2 separate regions of the Homo sapiens genome follow, and region 2 is linked to region 1. The links are chromatin contacts, found by Hi-C or POLR2A ChIA-PET in ENCODE. All regions are on one chromosome and are shown on one strand. The core of a region is the stretch at or near the end of the contact, and the rest is flanking DNA. Distances in the headings are between cores, read along the strand shown.

Region 1 (4,541 bases), core at 1,452-3,951:
GAAGGCCCGCCAGGGGGACCCGAGCCAAAGAGGGAGGGGGTGGGGAGCAAGAGGTGGCTAGAAAGTAGCTAGTTGGGGGAGGGGGAGGTTGGGTTTCATCCTGGGAGCCATGACATTTATTGAGTACCTACTGTGTACTTTCTATAAAAAAAAACCCTGCATTCAAGATTTTATTAATTCACATTTCAGAATGTTTAAATGAAAGTGTTCAAATGCACTGATGTTAGCAAATGCGATTTTCTAATGCTTTTCTGAATGAATGAATACCCATCACGGAAGTATAGGAGGGTAGGGACCACCTGCTTCTGTCACATACGGTGCCCGGGATACAGTTCCTCAGAGCCTCCCCATCATGTGAAACTGCTGGCATTTACGAAGCCTGTGGCTCACAAACCACACAAGAACCTAATGAGATGTCAGTGGGTGCCCCGATACATCCGATACGTCAGCGTCTCCCGAAAGCTCCAAAGCACACATTCTCTCCTAGTTCCCAAGTGCTGCACAGCCTTCCTTCAAAAACACCAACTCAGCTGCCAGGCAGCTTCACGCCCGGGGCACAGCCCTCAGACCTGCAGTTCCATCTCAAGGCTGGCACCCGGGGTTCCACATAACCCAGCCATCAGGTCCCGTCCAGCTCACAGTTTCTCTTCAGCATGGACACTGTCTCCAATGCCTGACACAGGCTGCCTCCCCCAACAAAAAAGAGGCTCCTGGAGGTGGGGACCCTGTCAGCCATTGCACTCCCCAGCGCCCAGCACAGGCCTCACCAGGCCTCTGGCAGGTGAGTACGGGGTCGCCATGGACACCACACACGGGCACACTCCCAGAAGTTGAGTTGCGCTGTCCCAGCTCCTGGAGGACACAGGATCCCTGGCCTACCCCTGCCACAGCGGGAGACAGGCACTCTAGCCAGCCCCACGTGCACAGCCAGCGTCTCCGGAGCTGCTGGGAACACACTCGGAGTCTGCTGCTGACTGGCCCCGACAGCCGGCTCTAGGGCCTGGTGGTGGCTCCAACACTCCAGCCACCCATCGGCCAGGCCAGGGCACCAGCTCTGCAGCCCCACCCTGGGACCAGGCAGCCCAGTGCCCTCTGGCAGAGAAGGCAAGAGAGAGGTGGCCACCAAGGAGGGACAGAAACAGGGCTCTTCCAACAGGCATTCTAGGAGATGGTCCTGTACAACTGATTCCCACCACTTCCAGCTGGCGGAAAACAGCCCCCTCCCACAAGTGAGGGCTCAGAGGCAGAGAGAGCCAGGACTCCCCCCTCCCTACTGGGGACTAGGCTTGGAGAGGAGGTGCAGTGGAGGTAGAGGCAGGGCAGGCCAGTCCCCCGGGGGCTGGAACTGCAGCCCCCTCCCGCTATGTCATTTCCACTTCCAGGCAGGTGGGGGTGCCAGGAACCCTCTCCCCATCAGCGCTGCCCTCCAAGCTTAGGGCTTCCCATTCTCAGGGCACCTCCTCTACCCACCGCTCCCGGCACAACTGGCCTTTGCCAATCACAACCCCTCCCCCATTTCATTTTTTCCCACATCAACAGTCTCTGACAGCCCCTCTCTGCAACACAGGCAGCGGAGGAAGAAGGGGAGAAGGGCCGGAGGGATGGAGGGATGGAGGGATGGAGGGATGAAGGGATGGAGGGGGATCGGAGCGGCAGGTTCGGCCAAAAGAGACCAAGGGCCATTACACGTCCAGGTAGCACCTGTCCCCTTCCAGCAGGCCCAGCACATCTGGACCCAGCTGGTCCCCGCGGCCACCTGGTCCATCCGCCACCAGCTCTGAACGCGAACCCCTGTCTCCGCGGGGCGCCGCACGTGGGGGCCTCCGGTAGCCATGTGAGTGCCCCCCCAGCCCAGGTGCCCGGGTCAGCCCAGCCCCTCCCAGGGACGCAAACAGGGAGGGGGCGCTATGCAGCGCGGGAGGGGGGTGCTGCCCCCGCCCCCTCCCCAGATGCCAGGTCAGGGAAAGAGCTCGGGAAGGGGGGAGCCGGCGGCTCCCGGGTCTACCGAGACGGGATCCGAGGCAGCTGGGTTGAATGGAGGAATGCCCGGGCCGGCATAGCCCTGCTCTCCCAAGCGCCAAGGTTGGCCGGGCACGGGAGGGGTCCGCCTGACCCCCAGGCCGCCCTGCGGATTAGGGGGCGGGCCTGAGGAGGGGGCTTCCAGGCTTTGGCAGCCGCTTGATATGGGGTACGGGGGAGTCCGCGGGAAAAAGAGCCGGAATGGGGATCCGGTCCCGGACAGGGGTTCCGGGCCCCGGTGCCGCCGCCCCCGATTTGAGGGTCCGGGGAGACATGGATGGGGCGATCCCAACCGGAGAAGGCGCTTCCCAGCCGCACAGCCGGCCCCTCGGACCCGGGATCGGAAGACAGAACTGGCAGGGGAGGGGGCTTTTCTGCGCCAGCGCCGTCCCCCGGTTCAGGGAGGTCTGTCGGGGAGGAGACCAGATCGGGGGGTCTAGCCGAGGGACGGAGCGCGCCGGCCCGGGAAGGGGGTAGGAGCCGCCGCGCGCCACCCCCGCGCCCTCACCTGCGCCGGGCGCCTCGGCCGCCTCCGGCCCGCTCTGCCGTTCCGCTGCGCCGCCGCCGCCTCTCGGGTCCGCTCGCAGGTCCGCGCGCCTAGGCCCCGGCCCCCGCCCCGGCTCCGGCCCGCGGGCGCCCCATGCCTCTCCTCCGGCCGGCGCGGCGCCCCAGATGCGGCTGCGGGAGGAGGAGCCGTGCGGCCCCGGCTCCCCGAGAGCGGCGGGGAGGGGGCGGGGAGAGGGGAGAGGAGCGCGGGGGAGGGGGCCGTGCGGCTGCGCCCAAAACCAGGCGCGGATCGGGCCGCGGGCGCGGGGCTGGGGGGGCCTTGGGGGGGCCCGCGCCGTTCCTGGCGCCCCACCCCCACCCACGCCCCCGCAACCCGGGGGAAGGGGGAGGGTCTCCGCAGCGGGCGACCGCTCTGTCGCGATCCGGAAGAGCGCTTGGAAATCCGGGGCCGCCAGTCCAGAGAGGGCAGGCTACTGGAACAAGGTCACACAGCGCGGGCCGCGGTGGCACGGGAGCCTGGAACCCCAGGCTACGGGGCGGGCCGGCAGGAACCTGTGTTGACCATCGCCGCCCCGTGGAGGAGGGAAACTGAGGCCCAGAGAGAACGAGACTGGCCCGGGTCACACCGCGCCAGTCAGGAACCACCCCACCCCCGAGAACTTGGGGCTCCTGCCTCTAGGAATGGGTGCCCCCTCCCGGTGACCTGCTTCCGCAGAACCCTCTCCCAGGTGTCTTCTAGCCTCTGGCTGAACGGGGGTTAAATGCAGTCTCTGGAGTGGGATGAACCTGAACTGCGTACCAGCCCTGCCTCTCCTGGCTCTGTGGTTACAGACAAAAGACTGTCCCTCTCTGAGCCCCATTCCTCCACCTGTAAAATGGGGACACCACGAGTCTCTATCCCCAACTTGGGTGAGAAACCAAAGAGATCATGGGTATGAGCTCTTTACCGGTGCCTGGCATTCAGTAGGTGTCAAATGAATGTGCCTGCCTTCTCTGGCTCCCACACACAGCCATCTCCAGAGAATGCCTCTGAATGCAGAAGGGTCAGAATGGCGTGAAAGGGTGGCCTGCAAGGCTCCTCACAGCCCTGTTCCAGTCTCCTCCACCACCCACCCACCCTGCTCACATCCCCAACCCAGTGATGACTGTTTCAGTGCCCAGCCTCTGCCTTTCCCTGTGCCTGCCATGCCCTCCCACCTCTCTACCTGACAAACTCCTACTCATCCATCAAGGCCCAGAGCAATCTGTTTCGTACCCCAGCTTCTCACACTCCCTACTAGTCTACCCATATTTCCTTTCTCCAGAACACATTCCCCTTTCCCCAGTGTCTGGTCTGGGTTTGTCTCTATCTTCTCTGGCTCTAACAACTGGGGTGAGAGGAGGTCACTCAGAGGAGATGACACCCTGAGGCCCAGCGCTGCCCAAGAGGGCTTCCTGGAAGAGGCAGGGCTTCAGTAAAGCCTGGATGGAAAGGTGAGTTTAACACCTGCATGCAGCAGGCAAAGAGGTGGCATGTTTGGGCAGGGTGTCAGCAAGGAGGAGAGTGGGCTCCCTGGAGCAGTGGGAAGATCTTGGCGAATGAGCTGGGAGCCAGCGAGAGCCAGGGGCTGGACAGCGACCTGGCGGTATATATATGATCAGGTTGAAGATGAGCAGGCTTTGCCCTCGAGAACACCTCACATGGGGGCCCGGGAGGCTTGCACAAGGATGCTCATAGCAGCATCGTTTGTAATAGTGAAAAGCTGGACACAGCCTAAATGTCCATCATTTGGAAACTGGATAAATAGCAACACATTCAGACAATGGAAAACTGTCTGTGATCCACAATCCTCAAAATAGGTGATTGCAAGCTTATGCATTGTGAGGCTGAATCTCAAAAACACACTGTTGATTCAGTTTGTGAAAATCCAGGGTTGTACACTTACAATTTGTGTGCTCTTTGTATGAATGCTATACTTCAATACAATTTTTAAAATAAAAATATATATTGTTGGATGGAAAAAGCAAGTTGCAGA
Region 2 (4,541 bases), core at 762-3,261, 190 kb before region 1:
TTGGCATTTTCTTATAAAAATAAAACATGCAGCTGGGCATGGTGGTACACGCCTGTAATCCTAGCTATCAGGAGGCTGAGGCAGGAGAATTGCTTAAACTTGGGAGGCGGAGGTTGCAGTGAGCCAAGATTACGCCACTGCACTCCAGCCTAGGCAATAAGAGCGAAATTCCGTCTCAAAAAAAAAAAAAAAAAAAAAAAAACCGAACAAAAAAAAAAAACCACTTTTTTACTTTTGGTAGAGATGAGGTCTCACTATGTTGCCAGGTTAGTCTCGAACTCCTGGACTCAAGGGATCCTCCTGCCTCAGTCTCCCAAAATGCTGGGATTATAGGTGTGAGCCACTGTGCCTGGCCTATAACATTCTTGAAATGACCTAGAGAACAGATTAGTAGTTGCTAGGGCAGAGGTGGTCACTAGGGAGAGGGTGAAGGGGAGGGCAAGGAGGGAAGTAGGTGTGGCTATAAAAAGGTAACAAGAGGGACCCTTGTATGAAGTGATGGAATAGTCCTGTATTGAGTGTGGGGATGGTTACATGAATGTATGCATGTGATAAAACTGCATAGCACTAACACACACACAAGTGGAACTGGGGAAATCTGAATAAGATGGGTGGATTGTATCTGTCGATATTCTGGATGTGAGAATGTATTAGTTTTGCAAGGTCTTACTATTGAGGGAAATCGAGTAAGGGGTATGAAGAATCCCTTTGTATTATTTTTTACAACTGCATGTGAATCTACAATTATCTAAAAATAAAATTTAATTTAAAATAATCCATCTGTTCATCCAATAGACATCTATGAAACCAAGGCCTTCTAGTGGATTCCAGAAAAGCCAGGAGCCCTCATCAGCAGAGAAACAGCTCTGCAGTGAGTTCTTTGAAAGTAACACATGCCACGATGTTAAGCCCAGGGAACTGGATGCTGTGCCTTGTGCCCAGCCTAGTCCAGAGGCCACAAAGTGCTCTGAGTTCCAAGCCAGGAGCACTCACTTCCTACTCGTCTGTTTGAAATGTCCCAGTCCTGCTCAGGCCTTGAGAAAACTCAGAGATCCCCCAGACAGACACCTGCATCTCTGGTTACCAACCTAAGAGCAGTGTACAGGCAGAAGGACAGCTACCTCTCTGGGCCAGAAGAAAGGCAGCAGGGAGGCAGGAGGCAGGGCTCAGGTCAAAAGAAGAATGGCTCTCCAACACATCATCCTGAGAGAGGAGGGACACGCCTGCTCAGCGAAGAGGAGCAACTGCGTTCAGCTGGCCACAAGGCACAGGCTGCGGGCCAAAAGCTGGGTCATTTACTAAGCTGTGCTCAGCAGCTTTGCGGCTTTCTAACGTAAGCCTCAGAGCCTGTGAGGTGGAGATCGTGACTATGCCCACTTTGCAGGTGGGGCACGTGAAGCTCAGGAAGGTTATACAACTTGCTCAAAGTTGCAGGAGTAAGCAGCAGCCGCATCTGCTCCACGGCACAGCCACCTCACTCTGCTCTCCAGGCCTTGGGCCCCTCCTCGCTGGGCTGGGCTGGGCTGGGCTGCCGGTGTTTGGGGCCTTCACTCATCACCACATCCCTACAGCATCCTGCTGGGCCCTGGGACCAGTCTGCAGGGGCACAACAAACCAAAATCTGACTGTGGGAGTAGAAAGGGCCTCGACGGAGGCAGAGGCCTGGCTTCCAGGCTCCTGCTTGCCCTCTGGGCTTCTCAGAACTCTCCTCTGTTCCGGAAGGGCGGGAGGGATTCTCACTGGGTCACAGCATACTGCATTCACACAGCCCCTGACAAACTCAAAGCACTGCCCCATTCATCTTCTCCCTCAAGGATGGGTGTGGAGCCTCCCATCACTGTGACTGCAGGGAAGATCCCCTCTGCGAATGCCCTCTCCACTGATGTCTGAAATCCTGAAATTCTCTAGTTTCAGAGTCATTTTGGTGGTAAGGGTCCAGAAGCCAGGGGGCAGTGTGGAACCAGACTAGCCTGAGTTCAGGTCCCAGCTCTTGTCACTGACCTGTTGTATGGCCCCAGTTTCCTCCTTGTAAAATGGGTGTGATTACATAGGTTGCATTGCAGAAGCTAAGGCTGGGCCAGGCCTAGGCTTGGCATCACTCCTCATTTCTGGTACAGACACAACTGGGCCTGTGGGTAGGGTGGGGATGGGGGGGCGAGCCAAATTTCTACCACTCCCCAGCCACTGGCAGGGAGTCTGGGCTGGTTCTCTGACTGGCCCAGGGACAGTTTCCACCAAGACCTGGACGTTTGTTTAGAGCAACTCTTGAAATCTATGGCCACCAGCAGAGACAGGACTAACTCACTGAGGATTTCAGGAAAGGAATGGATTTGTTTGACCTAAAGTCCCAAACAAATGGGGTTTTTTGCCCTAGATCAGAAAACGGAAGCCAACCTCAATTTGCTCAAAATGTTTAAGGGAGTATATCTCCCTTAGGAGGGTAGCAGTTAGTATGGGGGAGCAAGAACTGGGCACTAAGCCTAGCTTAGGCTGTGTGACACCAGAGTCCTTGTTCCCATCTGTGGGGTAGGGATGACACTGTCCATGAAGAGTGTGCATGCAGCATTCACGAGGTTCTGGTGGGAAGAGGCACACCTTCTTCCCAATGGAAGACAACAGGACTGCCCACAGTCAGGGTCTGGACAAAGGACTGACCCTCCAGCCTCTCTCTCAGAGCTGCTGGGCCCAGAGTTCTACTAAGCACCCTCAGACGCCCTGAGCCCTGGCCTAGGCAGCCAGTCATCAGAGGGAAAGTAACCCAGCCAGAAAGCAAGTCCAGGCCTGATTCGGTAAGAGGAAAGTGAGCTGATCTTGGATCCTCTGTCTCCTGAGGCACACACAGGCCACAGCCAGATAAGTGGTGTTGTCTAGCATACAAGATTTTGGGGCTTCAGGGGCTCCCTGGGGGACAGGCACCCCTCAGCTCTGAGTATTGCCTCCCTGAAGCAGGGAGATGGGACCTAACCTTGTACAGGAGAGCTCTCATTTCAAATGTGTGAATGCAGGAAATATAGTGAGGAAATACCTCACCCCCACCTCTTCCAATACCTCACCCCGGCCACTTCCTCCCCCGCTGGGGCCTTCACACATACTGTTCTTCTGCCTGGAAGGCTTCCCTCAGCTACCCACAAGTTTCAGAATTTCTTCCTCTGAGAGCCTCCCGACTGCCGTCTCTTCTTCCACCTGGGAATCTCCATCAGAGCACTGACCACATCAGTCCACGGGCTTGGAGGAGTCAACTGACAGCTACAGGCCTGGGGCAATTGAGGGAACTCTGTCCTGACAAATCATGCCACATGCCAGGATTGGGGTTATGCCTCAAGCACAAAGGCTCTCAATAATTTGTTGAAAGAGAAAATAAACCTCATTATCACTACAAAAACCCTCAGTTGCCAAAAACCCAGATTATTTGGCCATATAGCAAAGGCTCCCAACACTTTAGTATCCAAGGTTCTAGGGCTCCTCCCAAACCTGAGCCCTTTTTGCTTGGTCCCTGCCCATCCATCTCAGCAGCTTCATCTCATGCCCCTCCCACCCCCTCAGCATACCCCTTCCAGCTTCAGAGAACCAAATGCACAGTGCACCATTCCCAAACACGGCACACCTCCGTGCATCCAAGCCTTTACACATGCATGGGTTTCTGCTGGAGCCCCCTTCCCCTGTTCTCCATGCTTCCTGCCAGCCCCTAAACCACAGCACGTGAAACCACCCATCCCCATGGGCTGCATGCTTGCTTCTCCTGACCCCCTCTCAGCCATGCAGGTCCCTCATGCCACAGCCCAGACACAAGCCAGTTGTGCGATGCATCCTCCGTGCAGCCTGCTCCCAGCCCCAGGTATCTAGCCCAGCCTCCCTACCTCGCAGCACCTAAGTCCTTGCTTCTTCTAGAGAAGCTTCCTTTATCTCATTATTTCTGTCTTCTACCCCAAGATTTTATCCTCCAAACTGTATTTATCAGGTCAGAATGAATTTGTTTCTGCATTTTTTTTTTTTTTGAGACAGAGTCTTGTTCTGTCGCCCAGGCTGGAGTGCAGTGGTGCGATCTTGGCTCACTGCATCCTCCACTTCCCAGGCCTCAGCCTCCTGAGTAGCTGGGATTACAGGCATGCACCACCATGCCTGGCTAATTTTTGTATTTTTTTTTTTTTTTTTTTTTAGTAGAGATGGGGTTTCACCATGTTGGTCAGGCTGGTCTTGAACTCTTGACCTCGTGATCCGCCCACCTTGGCCTCCCAAAGTGCTGGGATTACAGGCGTGAGCCACCGTGCCCGGCCTGCATTTTGTTTTTTATTGTAAAGGTTATAAGCTGGCCAAACAGAGCTTCAAATACTCAGGAGTGGCTGTGACTCCATTTCCCGAGGGATGCGGAGGACACAGCAACCTCAAGAAGCTAGCCCCCTGCATGTGTCTTGGAGGCCAGGCTGAACTTGGTCCTGAGGCCTAACACGGGCCTCATGCCTGCTGGCTCCCAGGTGCCTGAGGGGGCAAAGGAGAGGCGGTCTACACTCCTCAAGAGGAACAGGTGCCCTGGGGCCACAGAC

Evidence for each region. A loop is a pair of places that touch in the nucleus more often than their neighbours do. ChIA-PET counts read pairs that join two places held with the same protein, here RNA polymerase II (POLR2A). Pooled maps may share reads with other maps.
Region 2: a pooled map shows a loop between it and region 1 (11-fold over the local background). The contact joins the enhancer-like site here to the promoter of DLGAP4 in region 1. A Hi-C loop is called at or near these places in 4 of 50 pooled maps. POLR2A ChIA-PET finds 5 or more read pairs at or near these places in 2 of 52 experiments (H1 and naive thymus-derived CD4-positive, alpha-beta T cell).

Annotation. Positions count from the first base shown.
Region 1 is chr20:36,304,499-36,309,039 of GRCh38, reverse strand. It overlaps DLGAP4 (DLG associated protein 4), which reads right to left and starts at 2,701. Exons shown (of 13, transcript NM_001365621.2): 1 at 2,528-2,701.
Region 2 is chr20:36,490,646-36,495,186 of GRCh38, reverse strand. The region is part of intron 7 of DLGAP4 (DLG associated protein 4); the gene reads right to left. Among named protein-coding and RNA genes, the nearest start is that of MYL9, 49 kb to the left of the region's middle. Within about 2 kb of position 2,011, at least 24 of the 41 ENCODE cell types and tissues checked have a DNase peak (open chromatin) inside an H3K27ac peak, as active enhancers do.